Linked DNA regions of Homo sapiens: region 1 is linked to region 2. The links are chromatin contacts, found by Hi-C in ENCODE. All regions are on one chromosome and are shown on one strand. The core of a region is the stretch at or near the end of the contact, and the rest is flanking DNA. Distances in the headings are between cores, read along the strand shown.

What was found. Hi-C counts contacts between places; a loop is a spot of excess contacts on that map. Pooled maps may share reads with other maps.
Region 1: a pooled map shows a loop between it and region 2 (10-fold over the local background). The contact joins two enhancer-like sites. A Hi-C loop is called at or near these places in 2 of 37 single-sample maps with no recorded cell type and 4 of 50 pooled maps.

What each region holds. Positions count from the first base shown.
Region 1 is chr5:60,540,058-60,543,965 of GRCh38, reverse strand. The region is part of intron 3 of PART1 (prostate androgen-regulated transcript 1); the gene reads right to left. Among named protein-coding and RNA genes, the nearest start is that of PART1, 54 kb to the right of the region's middle. Within about 2 kb of position 2,530, at least 7 of the 41 ENCODE cell types and tissues checked have a DNase peak (open chromatin) inside an H3K27ac peak, as active enhancers do.
Region 2 is chr5:59,560,876-59,564,551 of GRCh38, reverse strand. All of the region lies in intron 1 of PDE4D (phosphodiesterase 4D), which reads left to right. LOC107986347 (a long non-coding RNA gene) reads left to right here. Exons shown (of 2, transcript XR_001742409.2): 1 at 1-3,676. Among named protein-coding and RNA genes, the nearest start is that of MIR582, 140 kb to the left of the region's middle. RefSeq lists an enhancer at 1,004-1,654. Within about 2 kb of position 1,436, at least 11 of the 41 ENCODE cell types and tissues checked have a DNase peak (open chromatin) inside an H3K27ac peak, as active enhancers do.

The DNA of each region.
Region 1 (3,908 bases), core at 1,281-3,780, 980 kb before region 2:
AACCAGTCAACTGACCTTAGTTGAGAATGTTAATGTGCCAGAGAAACAAATGAATGCTCACCTTTCCGAGGAAGACAGTAGAAAATAACCCGCTTGACTATCTTCAGCTGGAAAAAAGAACTCTTTTTTTTTTTTTTTCTGTGACGGAGTTTCACTCTTGTTGCCCAGCCTGGAGTGCAATGGCACAATCTCAGCTCACTGCAACCTCTGCCTCCCGGGTTCAGGCAATTCTCCTGCCTCAGCCTCCCGAGTGGCTGGGATTACAGGCGTGCACCACCACGCCCGGCTAATTTTTGCATTTTTCAGTAGAGACAGGCTTTCACCATGTTAGTCAGGCTGGTCTCGAACTCCTGACCTCAGATGATCCACCCACCGCAGCCTCCCAAAATGCTGGGATTACAGGCGTGAGCCACCGTGCCCATTCGAAAAAAGAACTCTTTAATCCACTATACCTAACCTTTTACTCTCTCCTTTAGATTTAAATGATTAACTTCTGATAATGCTGCAGACATTTTTTTTTCTGAAAGATTTGTTAATGAATGGATTCCTTTTGAAAGAAGTCCAGGCAAGAGCACAGAAAAACAGAGAGTTCCAATGATGACCAACTGTGAAACATACTATGCTATATAAGAATCCTCTAGAGATGTAACTGTAACACCAAGATCAAAGCACAGGGGACTGTATCAATGCATTTCCCTGCAGAAGATAGGACTCTATAAAGTGAAGGGCAAGTAGCATGTGGAAGAGGAAGGACACTGGGAAGAGCCCTAACTGCTGACGGGAGAGCCTAGTCCAGCTCTGGTCCTTCACTGGTCACTGTGAGATCTTAGGCAAATCACTTGCTTTTCTGGGCCTTCATTTTCTCATCTGGAACTGAGGTAATCGAATTAGACCCTTCTTTAAGTCCTAAGATTCCAAAATCTCCAATGCAGGCACATATTAATATTGTACCAGGTAGCCTTTGTCCTACATTGAATTGTAGGTATAGTTTGTGCATATTTGTCTCCCATCCAAAAGTCTGCAGATTCACTAAGGAAGTCAGTTAAGGGCCAATCGGGGGATTTGAAGGATTCAGAGCTACAGGAGCTATTCTTTATTCCTGGGTAACTCTAAGCCAGAAGATGGAGAAGCTCACCTAAAAGCTCTGCCATCAGGTGTGTGGGTGGTGTTGTACTATGGTGTGGAGAGAGGAGAATGTCTCAGGAGACCAGGTAAGGGTTCCTATGATTGCAGAACCAACCAAAGAGCCTTGGAGGCACCAATGATGATGATTTTCTCTAGTTCTTCAAAAGCCAGGAACTGGGCCATATTGTTTTCTTTGAAAGAAAAGAAAAATAAGTGAAAATGCTTCACAGAATATTTTATAGCAACACACTTCTCTGGATTAATTAATAGTTTTAGAAGATGGAGGTAAAGAGCTCATCTGTATAAAGGTCTGAAGATGCACATATCATCTTGGAAAAAAAGAGGCTGTTATTCCATCATTTCCACATACACGGTTTTGTTACAAATATAATTGAAAATTCAAGTCTTTCAAAAATAGAATACATGGGTACTGGAGATTAGGTCACACATAATCAAATTCTAAATTTCTTTTCCAGCAAAGTCGTCCCTACTGAGGTCAGAGTACAAAGAAGAGGGGATGGTAGGCTAAACGCCAAATGAATGAAAAGGGAAGATTTTTCAGGCAGGGAGTCATTAGTCTTGTCACATGCTGCTGATATGAAAGGACTGACCACTGGATTGAGCAACATGAAGGCATGTGACCTCAATACAAGCTTTTTCTGTGGTTGGAATGAGATAAAAGAGAACAGGGAGAGAAGTGGAGTCACCAAGTGAGGACAACTCTTTGAAGGAGGTTTGTGGACCATTTGTTGTTATACAGAGGGAAATGCACAGGGGATTTTATGATGAGGGAACAGCTCTGTTTAAGAACTGGGTGTAATTGCTTTTGAGTCCACAGAGAGTCAAGGTTCTCTGTGATTTAATTATTCAGGAAAGAGGCTTCCTAGAAAGTTTACACTTTCTTCAAAGAAAGTCAGTTTCTCTCATTTGCATGTCTCTCATTTCTAAGTGACTTAATGAAAATTCCTTTCCCCACTAACTTGAGTTTTATATACCTTGTATGGAGTAGACATAAGAAGTGCTGGTTGGCCTGTTTTGGTGCAGGACAGGATCCCACAAAAAGAAATTTCAGCCTTGTAACCTTTCTTCCTTTGACTTTCTGTGATTAGTTTCCTTAGTGTCTGGTAACAGCTCTGGTTCCTTTGCTGTAGTGTGGTGAGCCTCATCTCTTCAAACAAATTGGTTCACAGGCTGGGGGATGGTGGGCGGGAGGGATGAAATCATTGTTTTGCTTCAATGTCGGTTCTCCCCTGAGAGGTCTTTCACAGCAAGGGAGTCTGTATTTTTAGAATTAGCATGTTCTGTTTCAATGTTGTGAACATTCATTTTAAACCTACTATATTTAGCAGAGGTTTAATTACCCAAATTGGGAAACTAGTTTTAAACCGTCACCTTCTACTTGGTTAATCAAAACAGTCCCTACCACCAGCAGGGGAGACTGGCAATTTCAGTCATACAGCCACACCTGGTGAGGGCAACTGACAAAAGCAATTCCATTGCCTGAGTTCAGCATCTTCAGCACCCATCCAGCCCTGTTGTAGCCCCTCTTTCTTTCAGTAAGACTTTCCTGCAATATACCCTCTGTGGACTAGGGCTGGGGGGATGTGTCTGCTCTGATGTCTGTGGGGAGTGTCTTTTCTTCCCACACAAAAATCGTGATTATATTTTCCAAAATAGCACTCAGGAAACAATCTCTCTGTGGCATTTACAGATATGTGAGATGTTGAGGAACTGCGGTCTGAATGATGAAATTTCTTGGATTTTTCAGCAATGTCATTTTTTCCTTCATTTACTCACTCACTTCTGGAAGGGCCAGTCTGAGAGCTGGGCTGAGGAGTCCAAGGCTGATGCAGTCATGGATGAGTCTGAGGCAGGGAGACCACTAGCAGGAGAATGGGCAGTGCCAACTGGCTTTAAAAATACTCAGATACAAATATGAATTTTGCACATCCATTTAGTCATTTGGCAAATATTTATTGATTGGTTGTGGGATAAGCCATAGAGCCTGACACTAGTTTAGTGAGAGAGATACACAGGAATAGGAAAAAAATTATCATAATAAATGCACAGCTACAGAGCGAGAGCTCTGAAGGATCATTTTATGAGTATGCGTAACAGGAACCTGATGTGATTGATCAGTGAAGCAAATTGGTGCTTGAACTGAGATCCACAGTGGTGCTTCCCAAATTTTATGTGCATATGAATATCTGGGGATCTTGTTAAATGCAGATTCCTGTGCTGCTTCTGGGGCTTGGGGAGGAGCCTAAAATTCTGCATCTCTAATAAGCTGCCATGTGATGCTGATGCTGCTGGTACCAAAGATTCTAAAGGACAAACATAACGGAAAGCAGGGGTTGGGGGAAATAAGTTTCACAGGGAGGGAACAGTTATACACAGCAAGAACATAGTCTGCATGGTGCTCTTCTGGTCCCTAACCACTGAAGCAAAGGTCAAGTAATTGTTCTACCTTCTTCCATGACTAATTGGCAGGATATATGTTCCCCTGATAGGACATTTCCCAACTTTAAGGCTGCTCTTTATGTTTACTTCAAAATTCCTTTTACCTCTTGTAAATATTGGGATTTCCATTTAAAAGGTCAGACAAAAGATATGTCTTCTACCCTTCTCCTTAGAATTTGCCAGAAAACAGGGACAGAAATATGAATTTCATATTTGATAAACCTTGAAGACTAACTCCCAAAAGATAATATTTGGAGAGGCTCTCAATGCAGTGAAGATCAAATATGGGTGCACAAAGGCTCCTGGAGGGAGTGCTTGGGAAC
Region 2 (3,676 bases), core at 187-2,686:
TTGTCTCACCAAAAAGAGAATGGGTTTTCCCCATCCGGGTGTCTCTTAATTTTTTCTTCCACTCGTGTTTGGACAAAATTATTTATTGACTGGAAGGACCACATGGCAACTCTTCATGGCTTTGAGGCCCCTTAATGAGTGTCCAAGGGAGATTCTCTCTCACTTCCAAGTTCATGGCAGACATTTACCTACCCAGTCAGCTTGAACTGAGCTCATAGAAGTTTTATTTCTGGCTTTTGCGGATCATTTTTTATGCTGTTCCTCTCACCTGAAGCTCCCTTTCTATCTCTCCCTAGTTGGATAATAGTACACATATTAAATGTGTACCTTGTACCAAGTATGCTGAGACCTGCTTATAACTAATTTTGCTTGATCTTCATGAATAGTGTTTTGAAATAGCATTTTTCTATCCCTGCAGATAGGAAAACTAGAAAACAAAGAATAAGTAACTTCCCCAAGCTCACATGACTTGTAAGTGGCAGAGCTGGGATTTGAACCCAAGCCCCTCTGAAGCTAAAGCCTGTAGAGTACATGCTCCCTTCCTCCACATCACACTGCCCCTGCTTGTTCACACTCAATGTGAGAATCCACTTCTCAAGTTTGTCTTGCTTATTCCAACCTGTTTTGCAATGAATCTCTTTCAACAGCTCTATAGTTCCTGGCACTCACTTGGCATCCATCATTTTCTATGTTGTCATGTTTGGTATCTTTTCATGTATGTAATGTGCATCTCTTCTTAGGAGTAAGACCAGAACTTTTCTGCTCTGCAGTTTTCTCCCTGTGAGGGATGGTGAAACTTGGTGGCTAAGAGCATGGTTTATACAGACAGACTTCTTAGGTTTATATTCTGGCTCTCCTCTGTACTTGCTGTATCAGCTAGGGCTGATGTCTTCACTTTTTTATGATTCCATTTCTACCTCTGTACAATAAGGCAAATATGAATACTTACCTCAGAGTGTTGTTGTGAAGATGGAATGAATTAATGGCCATAAAGCACTTACAGCTGTGTCTGGTACATAGTGACCACTCACTAATGGTCACTTATAATTCCTTCACAACCTGTAAGGGTCCTTTCCACCCAGGTGATGTCCCTATGTCTCAACTGAATGACTGGTTAGGGATATCTTTCCATGGGCTACTGTGGCTGCAGATAATTGCATTCTTATTTGAGAGTTATGTTAACTAGTGTGGGCTTTTATTTGCTTCTCTCTTTCTATCAATGAGTCCTGCTGCTTCAACCCTGGGTTAACTGAAATTTGAAACCTTTTTCTACTCAAATTCCTTTGATGCTGAAATTCCTCTGCGGTCACAGCTAAGCACTTTGTGTGGTAACCTTCTCTTCTGTCCTCAGGCCTGCTGAGATCATCTGCTCAGCAGCATGTCTGACACCTGTTGCCACCTCACCCAGCCACTTCCTTGGTGACCTGGCAATGCCCAGAGGGGCCCTGCCAGCTTGGAGCCCTGTGGCAATGCTGTTTGATTCAGCAAACTGATAGCCTTCTGACATCCTTTCTTCATTTTAGCAGCCAAATCACATGCACCTTAATATTTATCAATAGCTAAGCAACACCGGAAGGAAGTGAGACAGAGCCTCTGGGCTAGTCACTATCTCTGATTTTACAGAATGGTTAAGCCAGGTGTAAAATATCTCACAATAACATGCCCTGTTGTCCTGAGGATTCAATTCCACCGAGATATAATTACCATATGAGGAAGTGAGAAATAGGGTTTCTTTCTAATACACAGAAAATAGAAAATAAGATGCTTTTCTTGGCCACTGTTATCAGTTTCCTGTTAAGGTTCTGCTTTGTTTAAAACAGTCCTGTTTTGCTTAAAAACAAACTCTAAGGAATTTTTCTAAAACATGACTCAACCTAACTAGGTATATATACTGTACTTTAAAGTGAACATATTTGAAATAATTGTGAGTGACAAAGAGACGGAAAAACATAGATTTTGAAACTAGCATTATTCTAATGATTTTTATCCCAGTGGTTTATTTGGAAATGAATTTCCATTCACAACATCTTCATTTGTCTTCTAATTTTCATGCAATTTGAAAGGGTTAGTTTCCTTACCCACAGGATCATCCTGGTCAAATCTCAAAAGATTGGCTAGGGCATTCTGATTTTACAGGCAAATTTATATTTTGCCGTTTCAGGAAATAATTCCTTCATGGTTATCTTTTATAAAGAGCTTATTTGTATAATATATACACATAGTATATATCAAATAAAAGATCTGGTGTTATAAACATAAGAATAAGCAATTTCCCTTTTGTGATAGGAATATGAAATTCCTTCTGGTAGAGGACGTTTAAGAGCATGTCCAAAGAATGGCTAATCAATGAATTCTCTCATTTTGTAAGGAGACACTTAGATGCATTTCTGAAAAAAACAAAACAAAACAAAACAAAACAAAAAACACTTTGGGCTTTCTCTGTATTCTTCAAGCATTTCTAAACATTTATTGACATATGCAGTAGAGAAAAACTGGTATCAGGAGGAAGGCAGTAAGTAGCCAGCAGTCACAAGGTACAAAGAATAAAATGCATGCAAACATGTACAGTATTCACTTTCAGGAGTTAATCTACATTTTATTTAATTTTTTTTTTTTTTTTTGACAGCGTTTCACTCTTGTTGCCCAGGCTGGAGTGCAGTGGTGCGATCTCAGCTCACTGCAACATCTGCCTCCCGGGTTCAAGCAATTCTCCGGCCTCAGCCTCCCAAATAGCTGGGATTACAGGCATATGCCACCATGCCTGGCTAATTTTTTTGAATTTTTAGTAGAGACGGGTTTTTGCCATGTTGGTCAGGCTGGTCTCAAACTCCTGACCACAGGTGATCTGCCTGCCTCGGCTGCCCAAAGTGCTGGAATTACAGGCGTGAGCCACCATGCCTGGTCCCTTTTAAAATATTTTAACACTGAGACCATATTACTGATGTACTACTTCTTTCTAAAAGTAATTAGAATAAATGTACACCCTCTTCTTTAAACTTTGCATTTTTCAAATTTCCAAAAACAAAAACTAATTATAAGTAAATCCATAAGCAAAACGCTGTTAATTACCACTTCCAAAATCTGGAAGCGGTGACTTGCTTTACTAAGACAAGAAACTTTAGACAGGTGAATACTTTTAACAAGGAACACACTTAACTTTGTCTAATTGAGCAAATTACAAATCAGAGCTAGTAGCTTGTTAATTATAAGAATATCTCCATTACTTGAATACGTGTACTAGTCATGGTAGGCAAAATAATACTCCAATAACGGACGACCCCACTGTGGATCTGAGAACCCCGCAGGCCAGCAGTCTCCATGTGATTGCCAAAAGCAATGCCGCCATATAAACCACAGGTGTCTACCTTCACCATGACAGAAGAAAGGGTTAGAGATTCCAGAAGTCACAATTAAATGCTTCCACCCCGAAAAGTGGATCATATTTCATTTTCCAAAGCAATGCAACTTTGTTAACCTCAAAGAGGCAGGGAAGTACAATTTTCCTGTGGGGTTGGAAGAAGAAAACTGGAAATTGGTGAACAGTTTTGAAATGTCTGCCATAACTTTTAAGTGAGGAACTTAGTGTTCTCTTACTCTGTCATGTTTTTAAATATCTTTTTGATTGAAATCTTTCAAGGCTTTCCAGATCCCTGAAGATAAAATACAAACTCTCCAA